Regions from separate parts of the Homo sapiens genome. Here region 2 is linked to region 1. Evidence: chromatin loops called from intact Hi-C (ENCODE). Cell type or tissue: CD4-positive, alpha-beta T cell. All regions are shown on one strand.

What was found. A loop is a pair of places that touch in the nucleus more often than their neighbours do. Peaks named below come from ENCODE experiments on the same cell type or tissue, not always from the same donor. Only the 100,000 strongest peaks of a DNase experiment are listed, where the experiment ranks them.
Region 2: it touches region 1 in a loop (6-fold over the local background); 7 of 110 quality-filtered maps call a loop at or near these places.

Annotation. Positions count from the first base shown.
Region 1 is chr6:1,519,344-1,527,343 of GRCh38, reverse strand. The region is part of intron 2 of LOC102723944 (a long non-coding RNA gene); the gene reads left to right. Among named protein-coding and RNA genes, the nearest start is that of FOXCUT, 82 kb to the left of the region's middle. RefSeq lists a silencer at 3,112-3,171 and an enhancer at 3,076-3,245. In CD4-positive, alpha-beta T cell, CTCF peaks have their summits at 2,999 and 3,204 (motif pointing left); DNase peaks (open chromatin) are centred at 43 and 3,153; H3K4me3 peaks cover 745 bases; H3K27ac peaks cover 1,372 bases.
Region 2 is chr6:1,592,086-1,600,085 of GRCh38, reverse strand. No RefSeq gene overlaps it. Among named protein-coding and RNA genes, the nearest start is that of FOXCUT, 9.4 kb to the left of the region's middle. RefSeq lists a silencer at 2,354-2,588 and enhancers at 3,699-3,748, 3,625-4,178, 5,383-5,900. In CD4-positive, alpha-beta T cell, CTCF peaks have their summits at 3,454 and 3,655 (motif pointing left); a DNase peak (open chromatin) is centred at 3,655; H3K27me3 peaks cover 2,644 bases.

The DNA of each region.
Region 1 (8,000 bases):
CCGCAGGGCTTGGCCCCTGTGCTGAGCACAGGCTTCTAGAAGAAGGCTTACGGGAAAGGAAATGCTCGGGTTTCACATGAAGGAGGGTGTGTGTGGAGGGGGCAGGGCGGGAGCAGGAGGGAAAGAATGGTCCCTTTCAACGCAGACAGATGCAGTCTGGCTCAGAGTCAGCCCGGTCTCAAAAAAAACCCAAGTGGTCCAGTAACATTTAAAAATCTGCACACATTCTCAGTTGTATTTTAAATACCGCACAAGGACAGACAATAAATGTGATGGCTTTTCCATCCCCTGCATGTGGAGTGCCTGCCATGTCCTGAAGCTCTCAGCATACTGGCACAGGGAGACACATGTACATGCCCACGGTGGGTGTGTGTAAATGCTACCTACAAACACGAGTGCACACCCACACACACCACTGCAGCACACATACTTCCATTCTCGCCTCAGAAAGCTCCAAGCCTGCAGTTGATCTAAGTTTGGCATGGGCTGAAGGCCACACTTGGAACGGCTGCTTGGACTGTTTCTGAGCAGAGTGACAGGCACAGCTTCTAAGAAAACGAATTCCTTTTTTATCGTGCTGGTAAATGAAGATATCAATCGTTGGTTTAGAAGCTATGCTGCAGGGAAGGACCCAGCCCTGATGCACGCCTTCAGGCTCTAGGACAGAATCATTCTGCTCACGAGCTTCCAGTTTCTAAGTGTTCATTCCATGATGGAGAAAATGACATGGAAAATAGGAGTCACGGGGTTTCCAAGGCTCAGGGAGGGGCTTGCTCCCGGGTGCTCCCATCCTCATGGTCCTTTCCTTGATGTTGTGGCTTATTCAGGTGTTCCTCACTCAGGACAGCCCAGAGCGGCAGATCTGGGCCAGGAAAGGCCCTGGGGTGTCCCACTGGGGAGCCAGCTAGACCTGGGTCAGAGGGAAGCCTCTGTGAATCAGGCACTGTCACGTCAGCCTCTTGAGGACGGCAAATGCCTCATGAAACTGTTGCCTAATGGAAGGCAGTGCGCGTCCTGGGCAGGGGTGGCTCTGCTGCCGGAGGGTAACCTGGAGGGTTGAACTGGGGTGGACGGGAAAGGGGCAAGTAAAGTGTCCCGTGCATCTGCTTTATCCCCTAACCAGCCTGCCAGGAAAAGTGGACAGACAGGTGGGGCTGGGGGCCAGAGAATCGCTGAAGGGCTCACAGGTGGGACTGGCTCAATGGCCGTCCCCAGGCCAGTGGGGTCTGGGTGGGTGCTCACAGCTGCTGGAGAACAGGCCCTGGAATCACACAAGAGCCCAGGAAGCAGTGCGGGGCTGTATATTTATGCACTCCTCATATATTCTCCCGGGACAGCGAGATGTTCTACCGGGAACAAACAGGAGATGCAGAGCCCTGTGCCCTTTGTGCCTTTGGGAAGGTCATGGTGCCCTTGTCCCTGAGCGTGTCCTTTTCTAAGAAGCGTGCTCTGGGCCGGCTCGCTGACTCCTCCTGCTGGGGCCCTGTTCCTCTCTGTTTTGGCTTCGTGTGTACTAAATGGGGCATTTGTGCCAGGCCAGTTCTCAGAAAGCTGGCACTCCAAGGCTTCTCAGGGATCGTCTTGTCCAACCCTCTCATTTTCAATGAGGGACTTCCTGCTCAGAGAAGGCACAGGACTCCCTAAAGCAACCAGGGGCCAGCGAGCTGGGCCAGGGATGCTTGTTATTTCTGCTGCTTCTCACCACCAGTCCCGGAGTCCAGGCTGTCCTGAAGACTGAGGAGCTGGAGGAAGCACTCTATAGCGTGTGAATATTAAACAAAATGTGGGAACACTCATCCTGTGTTGCAACAAGAGTGATATGCTGGAGCAGAATGGGAAGGGGGCACGCTGCCTGCTCTCTGCCCACACACTGGGTTCTCTCCACAACCATTGCCCCCAGCAGTTCAGGCAGGCCCAGGAAGGGGCCTGTGCAAGTCGCTGATGTCCTCTTCTGGGGAGGGAGCTAGAAAGAGCCCTGGTGCCAGAGATCTGGAAGGCAGCAGGGCCCGGGCAGCACCGACAGTCACCCCTCCCTGTCTTCGCCCACGTGTTTCTCTGAAATTGGGGCAGAATGGGAATTAGCTACCTTTGATTTTTTATTGTGTTAAAATACACATAACATAAAATCTACCATCTTAACTTTTTTTTTTTTTTTTTTGAGATGGAGTCTCATTATGTTGCCCAGGCTGGAGTGCTGTGGTGCAATCTCACCTCATTGCAACCTCCGCCTCTTGGGTTCAAGTGATTCTCGTGCCTCAGCTTCCGCAGTAGCCAGGATTACAGGCTTGTGCCACCACACCCAGCTAATTTTTGTATTTTTAGTAGAGACGGGGTTTCACCATGTTGACCAGGCTGGTCCCAAACTCCTGACCTCAAGTGATCCACCCCCAGCCCCAGCCTCCCAGAGTGTTGGGATTACAGGCGTGAGCCACCGCACCCAGCCCTTAAACATTTTTAAGTGTGCAGTTCAGTGTGGCATTAAGTATACTCACAATGGTGCACAGCCGTCACCACCATCCATATTCAGAACATTTCATCTTGCAAAACTGAAACTCTGTCCCCAGGAAACACTAGCTCCCCATTCCCCCTTCCTGCAGCCCGTCACCACCATTCTACCTCCTGTCTCCACGAGTCTGACTACTGCAGTGCAACGGACTGAATGTTCATGCCGCACCCCCTTTTCCACAAAGTCACATGTTGACATCCTGACCCCCAAAGTGATAGTCTTAGGAGGTGGGGCCTTTGGGAGACAATACAAACAGGTGGTGGGGCAGAGTCCTCCTGAATGGGATTGATGGACTTATAAAAGAGACCCGGAGGGATCCTCGGCCCCTCCCACCATGTGAGGGTGCCCTGAAAAGACGGCAAGAACCAGGAAGAGGACCTGCGCCAGGCACCGCATCTGCCGGTGCCTTGATCTCATACTTCTCAGCATCCGGAACAATGAGAACTGAATTTCCGTCATTTATAAGCTACAGTCTATGGTATTTTTCTGTGGCAACGCGGAACAGAACGGCAGGTAGGTGGGTGGTCAGCGGAGTGCCGCGGCAGTTGTGCTCTGGTGATTGGCTGGTTTCACTGAGCGTTCGGCCCTGCAGGTTCATCCAGGCCGTGGCACGTGTTTCCATGACTCCGCCCCCTCGGCCCGCGGTTGCGGCCACCCGGGAGCACGCGGCTTGCCGGGAGCGGGCGCTTGGCACGGGCGCCCTCTAGCGTTGCTGGAATTGGGGCCGTCGCGGCCCAGGCTGGGCTTCCGGAGCTCGGGCCCCGCACTCTGTGGCTCGGGGGCTGGTCCGCACCAGACCCCTCGCCGCGCTCCCGCTTTCCCTGCATTCACACAGGAGGGAGACGCGGACTCGGGGCGTGTGCAGGGAGAGGGCGACTGAGCGTGGGGATTTTCACACGCTTCTGCGAGACTTGGAACGTTGGCTGGCTTGAAGCAGCTTTTCTGGTTTTTTTTTTTTTTCTTTTTTCCTAAGTTAACATTAAGTATTTTAGAGAAAATGGGTTTATGCAGCTGACAGAATGCCCGACCTTGATGATGTTTGTCTGCTGGACTTTCCTGTGTGCTCCACGGACCACCAGGACATCACTTCGGGGCAGCCCGAGAGTGGCTGACGCAGAGTGGCCTGTGTGCGAAAGAGTGGCTCACGTTCATTCCCGGTGAGCGCCCAGGACCAGCCATCCAGAACATTCCTTTTCTTGTTCAAACTAGACACCCCTGGAGATGCCCAGGAACAATGGAGTGAAACTTCGTCGGGGAAGTGGGCCTGGGGAGGGAGTGGGGAGACTCCGGACTGTAGTGGCTATTTCCCCACCCACATCCCGCGCTGGCCAGCCGGGGGGTGCAAAGCAGTGCCGACGCTAAGAATGGTGCAGATGCCAGCACCTCTTCCTTCAAGAGGAGTGGAAACCAAGCAAGGCGGTGCACCTCTGCCAGCTGAGCCCTACTCCACTCATGACATTTAAATATATATACACACACACACGCGCGTATATTATTTGTATGGTAAAATATATACCATAAACATCACCCTTTTAACCATTCTTAAGTGTGCAGTGCACTGGCATTAAGTACATTCACATGGCTGTGCAACCATCACCACCACCCGAATCAGGACTTTCTCCTCGTCCCAAACAGAAACTCTGCCCATTAAACCCCAACTCGCCATCTTCCCTTCTCCAGCCCCTGGCAAGCTCTATTCTACTTTCTGTTTCTGTGGATTTGACCACTCCAGGAACCTGGAGTGGACTGATATAGTATCTGTCTTCTTGTATCTGTGCATAACATCCTCAAGGTTCACTCGTGCTGAGATGTGTGACAGGATTCCCTTCCTTTTTTATGAGATGGGGTCTTGCTATGTTGCCCCAGCTGGAGCACAGTGGCTGTTCACAGGCATAATCCCACTACTGATCAGCACGGGGCTTTTGACGGATTTCCTTCCTAAAGCAGAATAACATTCCATGGTGTGCACAGACCAGTGAGGAAGTTTCAACCGAGCGCAAGTCTGTTGGAGAGGTCGTCCAGGCAAATCTGGTCTCCCTTCCTGCTGCTTTCTGGTCTTTGCTTGGCTTTATGTGGAGGGGTTTCTTCTCTTTTCAGGTCTGTAGTCTGGTGAGAAGACTGAGGCTAAGCCCTGTGGCTGGTCAGCAGACGGGGACCATGCTGAGACAAGCCAGGCAGCTCTGGCTTGGGGGTTCAGGGGACTCCAAGGAGGGAGGAAGCACTGTGGGCTGAGAGGGAACCCACAGGCTGGGTGGGCTTCTTGGAGGAGGAGGCGGGGCTTGAGCTGGGAGGAAGAGGGTCAGATGAGTTGAGTAAGGGAGGGGGACACAGGGAGGCACAGTGGAAAGCTGTCCTCACAGGTGTAAGCATTTGTTTCCAGAGGTTTCCACAACGGACAGTTTAAAGGTGACCTCTGCTATCTCCCTGGTCAGTTTTCCTTTTGCACGAAAACAGCAGAAAGCCAATTTTGAGCTCCTGCATCAAAAAAAGCTATGAGCTCTGGAGGTGGAAAGATTTGGATTTTTCTGCTATTATACTCTGCCACCTTAGACATGTTTCTTAATAACCTGAGACATATCTATGGAATGGGCATGCTCATTCCGTATTTTCAGAGATTTTGCCTGATTTTCAGAGACTGAAAATGACGATCCCAGTTTGGACAACGTGCCTGATTTTCAGAGATTTTGAGGGTATTAATGTATGTGAAGTTGCCCAGCACAGTGCCTGGCACATAGAGATTCTCAATAAATAGTAGAAATGGTAGGAGCAGAAGTAGTGGTGATAGTGACAGGAGAGTAATAGAAGATTAATTCATTCATTTAACTCATACTTACTTCAGCCTGCTGTGAGCAGACATCAGGTATCATAAGCGAAACAGGCAAGACACCTGCATTGAGGAGCTGTGTGAAAAGGGAGATGGTGTGAAAGAGCAAAGTGATAAGAGCAACCAAGATTGTAAGGTCGTGATAAATAAGATGAGGCACCGAGAATAATGCCAGGCCTTTTCCTAAGGCGGATAGCTCAGGCAGTCAGGGAAGACCTCTTTGTGCTGCGATGGTCAGGGCTGGGAGGGAGAGCTGGGCAGGAGCTTGGTGCCTCTGAAGAGAAAGGAGCCCTAGGGGTTGCTCAGGGAGCCAGCAGGGAAGTGCTGAGAGGTGGTTTGGAGGTAGCTAGTAACCAGAGAAGGAGACCGATTGCATTCTAAATGCAGTGGAAAGCCAATGATAAGAGGGTAAAGTGGGAGATGACTAGATCTGATTTATGTTTTAAAGGATAAACCTAAAACTCAGCAACAAAACAATTGAAAAATGATCAAGGGGCTTGAATAGATATTTCTCTGAAGAAGACATACAGATAGCCAATGAACATATGAAGAAATGCTCAGCATCACCAGTCATTAGGGAAATGCACGGCAAAACCACAATGAGATCCCATTTCATACCCATCAGGATGGCTATCATAAAAAAAAAAAAAAAAAACAGGCCGGGCGTGGTGGCTCACGCCTGTAATCCCAGCACTTTGGGAGGCCGAGGTGAGCAGATCATGAGGTCAGGAGATCAAGACCATCCTGGCTAACATGGTGAAACCCCGTCTCTACTAAAAATACAAAAAATTAGCCAGGTGTGGTGGCGGGCGCCTGTAGTCCCAGCTACTTGGGAGGCTGAGGCAGGAGAATGGCGTGAACCCGGGAGGCGGAGCTTGCAGTGAGCCGAGATCGCACCACTGCACTCCAGCCTGGGCGACAGAGTGAGATTCCATCTCAAAAAAACAAAAACAAGTGTTGTTGAAGGTGTGGAGTAACTGGGACTCTTGTGCAGTGTTAGTAGGAATGTAACATGGGGTAGCTGTGGCTGGGAAACTGTATGGTGGTTTCTCAAAAAATTAAGCCTAGAACTACCATAAGATCCAGCAATTCCACTTCTCAGGATACTCAAAAGAACTGAAAGCAGGGGCTCGAACAGCTGCTTACCTGCCATGTTTATAGCAGTGTTATTCACGATAGCCAAGAGGTGGAAACAACCCATGTCCATTGACAGATGAATGAGTAAACAAAATGTGGTCTATCCACACAATGGAATATTAGTCTTCAAAAAAAGAGGACATTCTGACACATACTACAACATGCACGCACGTCATGCTCACTGAAATATGCCAGACACCAAAGGACAAATGCTGTGTGATCCCACTCACACGAGGTATCCAGAGTAGTCAAATTCATTGAGAAAGAAAGTAGAGTGGTGGCTGCCAGGGGCTGGAGTGAAGGGAATGGCGAGCTGGTGTTTAATGGGGACAGAGTTTCAGTCTGGGGAGATGAAAAAGTCCTGGAGATGGATGATGGTGACAGTTGGACAACCAAGTGAATGTGCTTAATGCCACTGAACTGTACTCTTAAGAATGGCTAAGACAGTACATTTGATATTGTTTATATCTCACCACATACACACACAGAGATGGGACTGGAAGGCTGCAAGTGTGGAGACAGGGTCCCAGCAGGCAGGCTGTTGCAGGAACTGAGCACAAGATGCTGGCAGCCCCTGCCAGGGCCGTGGCTATGAGTGGGGAGAAGCAGGCGGCCTGCGATATGGCACAGACAGGACTGCCACAGGTTGAATGTGGGAGTAGGGAGGGGAAAGGACCCAAGGAGGAGACCTCAAGTTTTGAAATGGGCAACTGTGTCGTGCCATTTGCTGAAATGATGGCAACTGGGGAAGGGTCTCTTTCAGGGGGAAAAGCAAGTGCTCCTTTTTGTCCATACCATTATTTCAAAACCATTTCATTGAGGTATAATCGACACACAATAAACTACACATATTTAAAATGCATGATTTGATAAATTTCAACGTATGCACATACTAAATTTGAGATGTCTATTACATATCCAAGTGGGTACGACAAGTCGTCAGTTGGATATTTAGAGCTGGAGCTCAGGGGAGAATTTAGAAGGAGTCATGTAATTTTGGAAATGACCAGCATAGGGAGGGTATTTACAGACTCGAGACCAGACAAGAGCATGTTAGAAATAGGAAGAGGAAGAGTTCCCATTTCTTGAATACCAGTGTGTGCTGGGCACATTTACTGTAAGCTACTTGTTGCAACAGCCTGAGGGGAAGGAAGTATCACCTTTGTGATGGAAAATGCTAGTTGTAAGCCAACATCCACTCTAACCCTCATTCATAAAAATAAATTCTACCTGGGATCTGGATACCAACCAGGTACAACCTCTCCCAGTCCTCTCTGCAGTACTTGGGCCAACTTAGCTAAATTCTTCCCATAATGTGGGCCATTTCCATATTGGGGCCCATAAAACAATGGGAGTGCATCATCCTTCCTCACTGCTCCCTCCTTACTGACAACAGTGGCAATGACCACAGCTACCCTGGAAGTCATGGGCCAAAGATGGCAGACATGCTCTCTGCCTGGGGCCCTGAATGACTGCGTGGCCCAGAACCACCTGTCAAACTAGAACATTCATCTAGACTATGATGCGAGAGAG
Region 2 (8,000 bases), 73 kb before region 1:
AGCAATGTCCCTTTAAAAACAAATTTCTCTGATATGCCCAGATCTGGGTTTCCAATATTAGCATAACTTTCAGTTTTATCCACCAGGCAAACAAATGTTGTGTCTACATTTGGGGCAAAAAGAAAATGATGGATGCATAATTTCTTTCTCTTAGGAAGAGTTTCTGGAATTTTGAGGGTTCACTCTGGTGTGTCCCTGGATGGCCTCAATTCATCTTCCCCCAGGTGACCAATTGCTGGCCATTTAATATGCATTATTTTTAAAGTTTGACATTAGGTGGATGTGGAGGGATAGAAGACAGAATGGGGGTGGCATCAGAAAAGAGATCAGAGTCCAGAACTGTGAAGAAAGAGTGTGATGGGCCTTTTACTGCGACGACCTTCTCTGAGGAAGCACGAGGACTGTGGTGCAAATTCCCTCATATTTGGAAGGGCTCATTGATGACCATAGGGAGCAAACTGTGTGACAGGGAGAGACGTCGCAGGGAAGCTCCCCTTCCCCTGTTTGGTGATGCCTCTGAAACCCCCGGGATGGCCATGCACAGAGCGTCCCTTGGCGTCTGCTGGCTGGATTGCGGACCTTCTGGCTGCAGCTTGAGACGCCTTCTGTCCTTTCTGTTTTAAAAGATACAGGACCTCTCTGAAACTTCGGTGCTGATTGCTTTGACGTAATCGTTTCCTTCATTAGAGACCCTGGGCCCTGGGGAGGAGAAGGGACAGAGGGAGGAGGTGGCGTAGAGAAGGCCCCTCTGGTGAAGACAGCAGGGGAAACCCGCACCCACTGGCATCCAGAACTTGGAGGGGGGCAGGGGGCGGTCCCAGGATTTGAGCTTCTCAGCCAGCTCCTCCGTTCTAGGGGCAGCCGCTTCCTTTCCTCAGGTGCAGAGGAGACTGGGCTGGCTGGGCCTCTCCAGGCCTCCGCAGGTGGGTCCCGGGGCGCAGGCACACGGAGCACTTTAGTGCACACGGGCAGGAAACTTCTGGACCTTCCTATCGCAGCCACCCAAGGGCGGATAAAGCAGGTGCGGAGGCCGGCCTGGGGAGCAGAGGCTGCCTGGCCGCTGGCGGGTCTCCGGCGGAGGAGGCACTCAGGTGTGGGGCCAGCGCTGGGGCTCGCTTCTCTGCGGGAGCGTGGGTGTCGAGTGTGCGTGTTCACCCTGAATATTTTCCATCTCTGTGCGGAGCTCTATGTCTGCCCGGTCCAATTTCTGCCCACATTCCGTAAACGCCGTGAAAGGCCATTTTTCTTTCTGAAGCAAATCCAAAATAATACACACGATGAAGTGCAGGCAGGATGCCTGTGGAAAAAAGAACTTCTCCAATTATTTCAATGGAACGAAATAGCTGGGCTCTCCAAGCAAAATCTGACTGAGAAATCTGACCTTCCTCCATTGAAGGCCGAGGAGGTCCGGGGGACACAGCCTGGTCACCAGCAGCCACAGGTTAGACCAGGCAGTGCAAGGCCCCGCCGGCCCATCAGGCCCAGGGGCACGACGGGCTTAGCTGTGCCTCAGTTTATTTTTTCTCAAAGGAATGAATCATATCTATCTCTTATAACTTAGACGTTTGAGCTGTCTTTTAAGAGGGGTTTTAGTGAGATGATTCAATGGAGAACCTTCGGAATGCCTTTGAGAAAAACTGTAAATACAGGAAATTAAAACACGAGGATAAACCGCAAGTGAGAGAGTGTGGTGGGGCTCTGAAGTTATGGTTCTGTCGCGAGAGTCGAAGGGTCCCCATGCTGCCGGGAGCCGTGTGTTCGCGTCTCACTCTGCTAAGGAAAGAAGCCGCAGACAGAGGCGGGCAGCATGGCTGGGAGAGGCTCAGATGCCTGCAGGGCCAAGGAAGTCTTCCCCTCAGAGCACCTGCCTGTGCCTCTCCCCCATCATAGTTTGTGTATAAGCCGTCTCAATGAGCTTCAGAAAAAATTGCATCATAGTTTGAAACAAAGGGAGCTATGAAGTCTAGGAAAAGTCATCCTTTATATGTCGCAACAGATATTTAGATTTGTAAATATGCATAAATGACTAACATGCATATCATACTAGTTTACTCCAGTGTGAGTTCGATGTTAAACACAAGTGAGGCTTTCAACAGTGAAATATTTTAAGCCAACTAGATGTCCACTACTAAAAACATCAACTTAATGGGATCACACCAAAAAAGAAGAATGAGGACTTTGCAAAGCCTGGAATGGCGAGCTGCAGATGGATTCATTTGGATGGAGAATGTTAAAGAAAATGCAAAATAAAAATGATGGCCGAGGTCAGGGGGTGATGCTTGTATGATTGTGTAGGTTTTAAAATTACACAGTGGGAAAACAGAATTTGGAAAAACACTGTTTGCCATTTGAGAGCTCAGAACACATCCAGAGAAGCCTCTGAGAAATCCCCACCAATAAGCATGGGACCAGCGGTGGGACAGGCAGAGAGCCTCACAGAAGGCGTGGGAAGAGAAGGAAGCTGAGCTGGTGGGGGAAGGAGACGTGTAAATGGCCCGAAGTAATTTGGTGAGAGGAAGAGATAAACAAGGGGCCTAAAGCCCTGGGAAGCCAGAGAAGGAAAGCCTCCGTGACTCCCAACACCATGGCTTCAAGTGTCACACAAAGCCCCTTATCTCCCTCTGGTCTGATGTTATCGCACCTTTAAATGGTAAATCATTTATATAACATTTGCTGATTCACAAAATGAAGGCACTGAGAATTAACATGAGGATGGGGGGGATAGTTAGGGGCACAGTCTTCGGGAGTGTGGATTTCCCTTGTCACCTGGCATAATCTTATCTCTGGGGCTTATCGTGGGGAGGTGCAGAGGCAGGGAAGGGGCCAGAACTGGAGCTGGGGGGAGGGGGCTGGTAAGGAGGGTTGAGGGCTGTTCTTTTGTTTTTTCTGGGCTGGTTGTGTGTGTGTGTGTGTCCCTGTGAGCCTCCAGGGCAAATGACTCTGGCTTTCCCAGGGGGAGAATTTTCATGAAGCCTTGTCTCTTGGCAAGTTGACTATTGGAACTTCACTCTGCACATTGTAACAGGGGGAGGAGGAGCCTGGGATCTTAGGTGATGTCTTAAACAGAAGAGAGGCTCTGAGAATAGGAAAGAGTGAGAGGAACCAAGAAGTTCCCCATGTTCAACTCCAGCCAAGATGAGCTTTCTTGTCCATCAGCGTCTACAGAAAAGAAATTGCTTTTAAAAATCCGTTATTTACTAGCCTGTTTCAGACATGCTGGATGCGATCAGTGGCATTTTATTTGGGGCTACAAATTAAAGAGAGCTTCCATCTTTTGTACTTATTTGTTGCAAACTTAGTTGCTATGGGTTTAATGCATGGTGTTCTCTTATGATTCCAAATAAGCTAGAATTGGACCTTGTTTTTTGTGTTTGTTTGTTTGGATTATTTACCAATTTAACAGTGGGGCATTGTATACCAACTTCAGTGACTCTAAAGTTAGTAAGTTCTGATAACCCACTGCCAATGGGCCTTGGTTTTCAAGACTGGAACCGGTGGCTTTAGTTATTTCTCAACTTCATAAGAAAGTATTGGCAAATTATTTCCCACCCGCGCCCCCTCCCCTCCTTTTGTTTTCGGTTTCCCCAGCAGGAATCCAGTCTGAGTTGAGGCGCCGGTGGGCAGGGACCGTGATGGAGCTCTGATGCCATCTAGTGGCAACCCGGAGAAGCGCACTTAGATGCCTCGCCTCGGCTGGAGTGAAAGCCCAGGCGGTTTCGCACCAGCAAGGTGGTGAGATGTGTTTGCCAGGTGAAGTCCTTGAGCCTTAGGACAAAGCATTTGCAAGCCAAGGACCTTCCTACCACATTTGGAGTGGAAATACACCGCAAGGGCTTTACGGCTGGGTCCGTAGCGTGACTCCAGCTCATGAGGGAGAGAGAGCAGCTGAACGTCACTGTGGGAAACCGGGGTGTGCTTCGGTGGGCCTGTTCCCCTACCGCGGGCCAAAAAGCCCTCGATGAACTTCGTTTTCCTTGCTTTCTGCTCGGTTCTCTCCAGCTTCAAATCCAAATGTACCCAGAGGCAACGGAGGCCCAGAAAAGCTGAAGATGTGTGTGCAGCACACGGCTCTGCTGAAAGGGCTGAGGGCTGTGCTTGGCCAGCGTGGCTCACATTATCTCCAAAATTAATATTGACCCCGTTGTTACCCCTCCTCAAAGAAGACCCCCTAAACCAAGCTGTTCTTTTGGTGCTCCACGGTAAACTTGGGTAGTGGAGGCGGGGAGAGAAGAGGGTGGGAAGGCGGAGGAGGGCCAGGGGAGGTGCAAGCCCCCCGTGGTTTGCAAAGTGCAGGCTGGCACCCGCGGAGGGAGGTGGGAAGGAGAGCCCCGAGGAGCAATCTCAGGCCCAGTGATTTCAGGGAAGAGTGTGTGCAGAAGTTAGGGAGCTAGGAGCTGAGTTTCCTAAAGCGATCCACACCTAGGCAGCTGCTGGAGAGTCTGTGTGAGGCACGTGGCCCCCAGGGTCCAGATGCTCACTGAGAGAAGAAGGGGCCATGACCACCTCACCCTACTCAGTGCTGCGCTTCTGAACTGGAAGTAGACCCGGGGTGCCCGGACCCGCTGTAGGGGAGGCAGACGCCCGCTGGGGTCCAGGAACAGCCGCCCACCCTGGCCTGGTGTGCCCCGGCCGGCACGGCCCCGCGGCCATCCTGAGGAGCAGCCCTGGGCTGATGGGGCCCCTGGGGATCCCCAGTCTGCTGGCAGACACTTTCCGACCATCCTGGCTGCCTTAGATGTGGGTGCGTCACCTAAAAATACAGCCTGTGGAGAGACCTCAATTGTGGTTCCCACGAGGGGGCATGATGGGTGAAATTAACTGATAAAACAAAATGTTTGTAACTGCCTCCGACGATTCCCGGGAATTACAGAAAGCTCACCTTCGTCTCTCTTAGTCATTGGTTTATTCAACACAGTATCCTCAATAAAGCAGCTAGGACTGCGCGCTATTGTGTCGCAGGCCCCCACCCCCCCGTGACAAGCTCAGCCCCTCCCTTTCCTCCTCTGCTTTGTTGTCACACGAGACACAGGTGGGGGGGACCGTGGCCTGCCTGCGCACGGCTGGAGAGCGGGAGGGCTTGCAGGGGGCGGTGAGGTTGAAGGACATTTCAGCATGGACGGCTGATGGAACGCCTAGAGAGCAGGCTGGGCTTTTGGTGCAGGGTGTTTAGGCTGTACATTTTGAATGCTAATTTCTAAGTCCTGGGCCTGCCTCAGTTGTCGCCATCGGTTATGGTGAGGGCGCTGCAGCCCACGCTGTTCCTCGCCACCACGGCTGGTGGCCAGCCACCTGTCTCACCCAGCGCCCTGCCAGGCTGGGGGCTCCTCCAGAGACCAGCTTCCATGGCGAGGTGCCTGCCCCTCCCTCCTCCCTTGGCCCGTGGCCCCCGAGGGCCCAAGTCAGCATGAAACGCCTGAATCCCGGTGGGAAAAAGGGCCTGCGAGGTGGGTCCCGGCTGGGCAGGGCCGAGACACCCTGGGTGCTGGGAGGGGCGTGGTGGGGCTGCCCGAGGCAAGAGCCGCGCAGGGATGTGGGATCCCCCGCAGTCGCTCCCTGCCCAGGTATTGCCTGACTGCAGTTACATAAAAAGCCTTTATGGGCTGGGGGGAGTGTGTAATTTGTTCTGGAAGAACATAAAGTTCATTGTTTTCCCTCAGCTGTGGTCACTCTGCTCCATCTGTGCTATAAGCGCTCACAACCTCGTCTCTTCCGCAGGCAGTTTTTTCCACGGGCTTCCATGAGGCAGGTTTTAGACGACAGAATTCTAGCCCTTTAGGAATGAAAGAGAAATCAGGGCTTTCTCTCCGTGCCACGGTGGTGAGGCGAGTATTCTATCGAAGCCCACGCTTGGCACGTTTGCTTGTCTCCCGGGCCATTGGAACCGTGTGATCCATAAGGCGCCTGAGCGCGCGTTTGGTCAGAGGGGCTCGGTCACTCGCCAGGGGAAACCCTGGGTGCGGGAGCTTCCTCTGCATTTGGGCTGCACCTTGATAGACTCAGAACCTACAGGGAAAGATGACGGCTAACTCCGCCGACCTCTCAACCGGGAGAGCCCCAGAGAGGAAGCAGATTTGTCTCCTGGACTATCGAAGTGTCCCGGTGGCAAGCTAAGCGGAAAGCTAGTAAGTGGGTGAGTCTGCCCTTGCCAGGAATTCCTCAGCCGTTTTCTGTGCCTTCGTCTGACTTTTTCTTTTTTTAGGATGGTAAAATGAAAACAGCTTATCACACACACGCACACACACGCGCACACACACGCACCTGAATTCCCCACGGAAGCTACAGGAACGTCACCGCCCTCGGCTGCCAAGCAGATTCCAGTGAGGGCAGAAAGAACACCAGTCAAGCAAGGGAGCACTTCCTTGTCCTACAACCTCATCCCAGAGTCTATTTTTGTTAAAACTCCAGAAGAAGGAAGGAAACCCTCCAGCACCCTCACATGTGTTTCTTTCCCACAGGAGAGTCTTGTCTTTTCTTTTTCCCGACCCCCCTGTCCCTTGGAGAAAGAGACCTGGGTCCTTTGCCAGTGGGTGGTGCTGCTGGGGAGAGCGAGGGGGCCCGAAGCTCCTACCTGTGACTTTCTTCCTGGGACGCAGGCTCAGAGTCTCTGTCCCTCCGAGGCCAGCTCTTCCGGACAAAGGTGGCAGGGTCTGGGGTCCCTTTGGTTGGGCAAAGAGATATGCAGAAACCCGACAGATTAGCACAGGTTCCCAAAAGCATTGGATGCGTTCATGGGGTGGGGGTAGCCTCGGCAGGGCTTCCAGAAAATTCGCTAAAGGAGGAAAAGTTCTTCCTTAGCCTCATGAAGCCTGACTTTGTGTCTGATTTTCTCACCCCCGTTGTGTGTTTGTAGAAGAAAAATCCCTGGGAATTGCCTCACTCCTCACAAACACTCCGCACAGCCTTCAACATCACCCAAGGATCTTTTCCTTAGTTCAAAGGAAAAATGTGCTCTTTCAGTCCATGAATGTACCCCTTTCTAGCCGCAGAATCATCACATCACGCACTGTGCATGCCGCACCTGGGGGCGGGGGATGATCAGAAAGCGCTTTCCTTGTAGTGTCTTTTCCACTGAATATACCTCAAAATCAGACTTACCTGGCTGCAACCTTCTGCTCATGGGCTGAGTCTAGGGGCATGCATATGCTTTTTTCAGTTGTCATGTTATTTAAGTTTTGTTTAAATCGATTAGAATGAGCCCCTGCTTTTTGTGGTCTTTCATGTTATTGATATTTTTGAAGAGTCCAGATCAGCTGTCTAGTAGAATGTGCCACCATCTGGATTTGTTAAATTATTTCCTCACAATTATATTAGGGTTAAACATTTAAAAATTATTTTAAATTCCGGGGTACACATGCATGTTTGTTACATGGGTCTGTTGTGTCATGGTGGGAACTGGGCTTCCAATGTACCCAACACCCAAATATTGAACATGGTACCCAATAGGTATTTTTGCCCCTCCCCCTCCTCTCATCCTCTCCGCTTTTGGAGTCTCCCATGTCTATTATTTCCATCTTTATGTCCACGTGTGCCCATTGTTTAGCTCCCATTCATAAGTGAGAACATAAGATATTTGATTTTCTGCTTCTTAGGGTAATGGCCCCCAGCTCCATCCATGTTGCTGCAGAGGACATGATTTCATTCTTTTCTATGGCTGCATGGGAAGAAGCTTGTATTTTATTAAAGATTAAGCAAGATCCATGTTGCTGAGGATGTTTTGTCTGTGTGTGTGTGTGTGTGTGTGTGTGTGTGTGTGTGTGTGTGTGTGTGTGGAGAGGGGTAGGTAGAGTATACCGGAAGGAAGTAGGACTGTAGATGTTGAGCTTTTTGTCCTCCAGAATTGAATGTGGGCCACGCTGGTGTTTGTGGAGTTCCATGATGGCTGAGCTGTGATGACTGATGTTGCCAGGAGCTTTGTCTGTGTGGACTCGACCCTCTGCCATGTTGCCCAGTTCTCCTTGAAGTCAGTGGAAGCTGCATGGCCTGGCCTGGCGCAGCTGCAG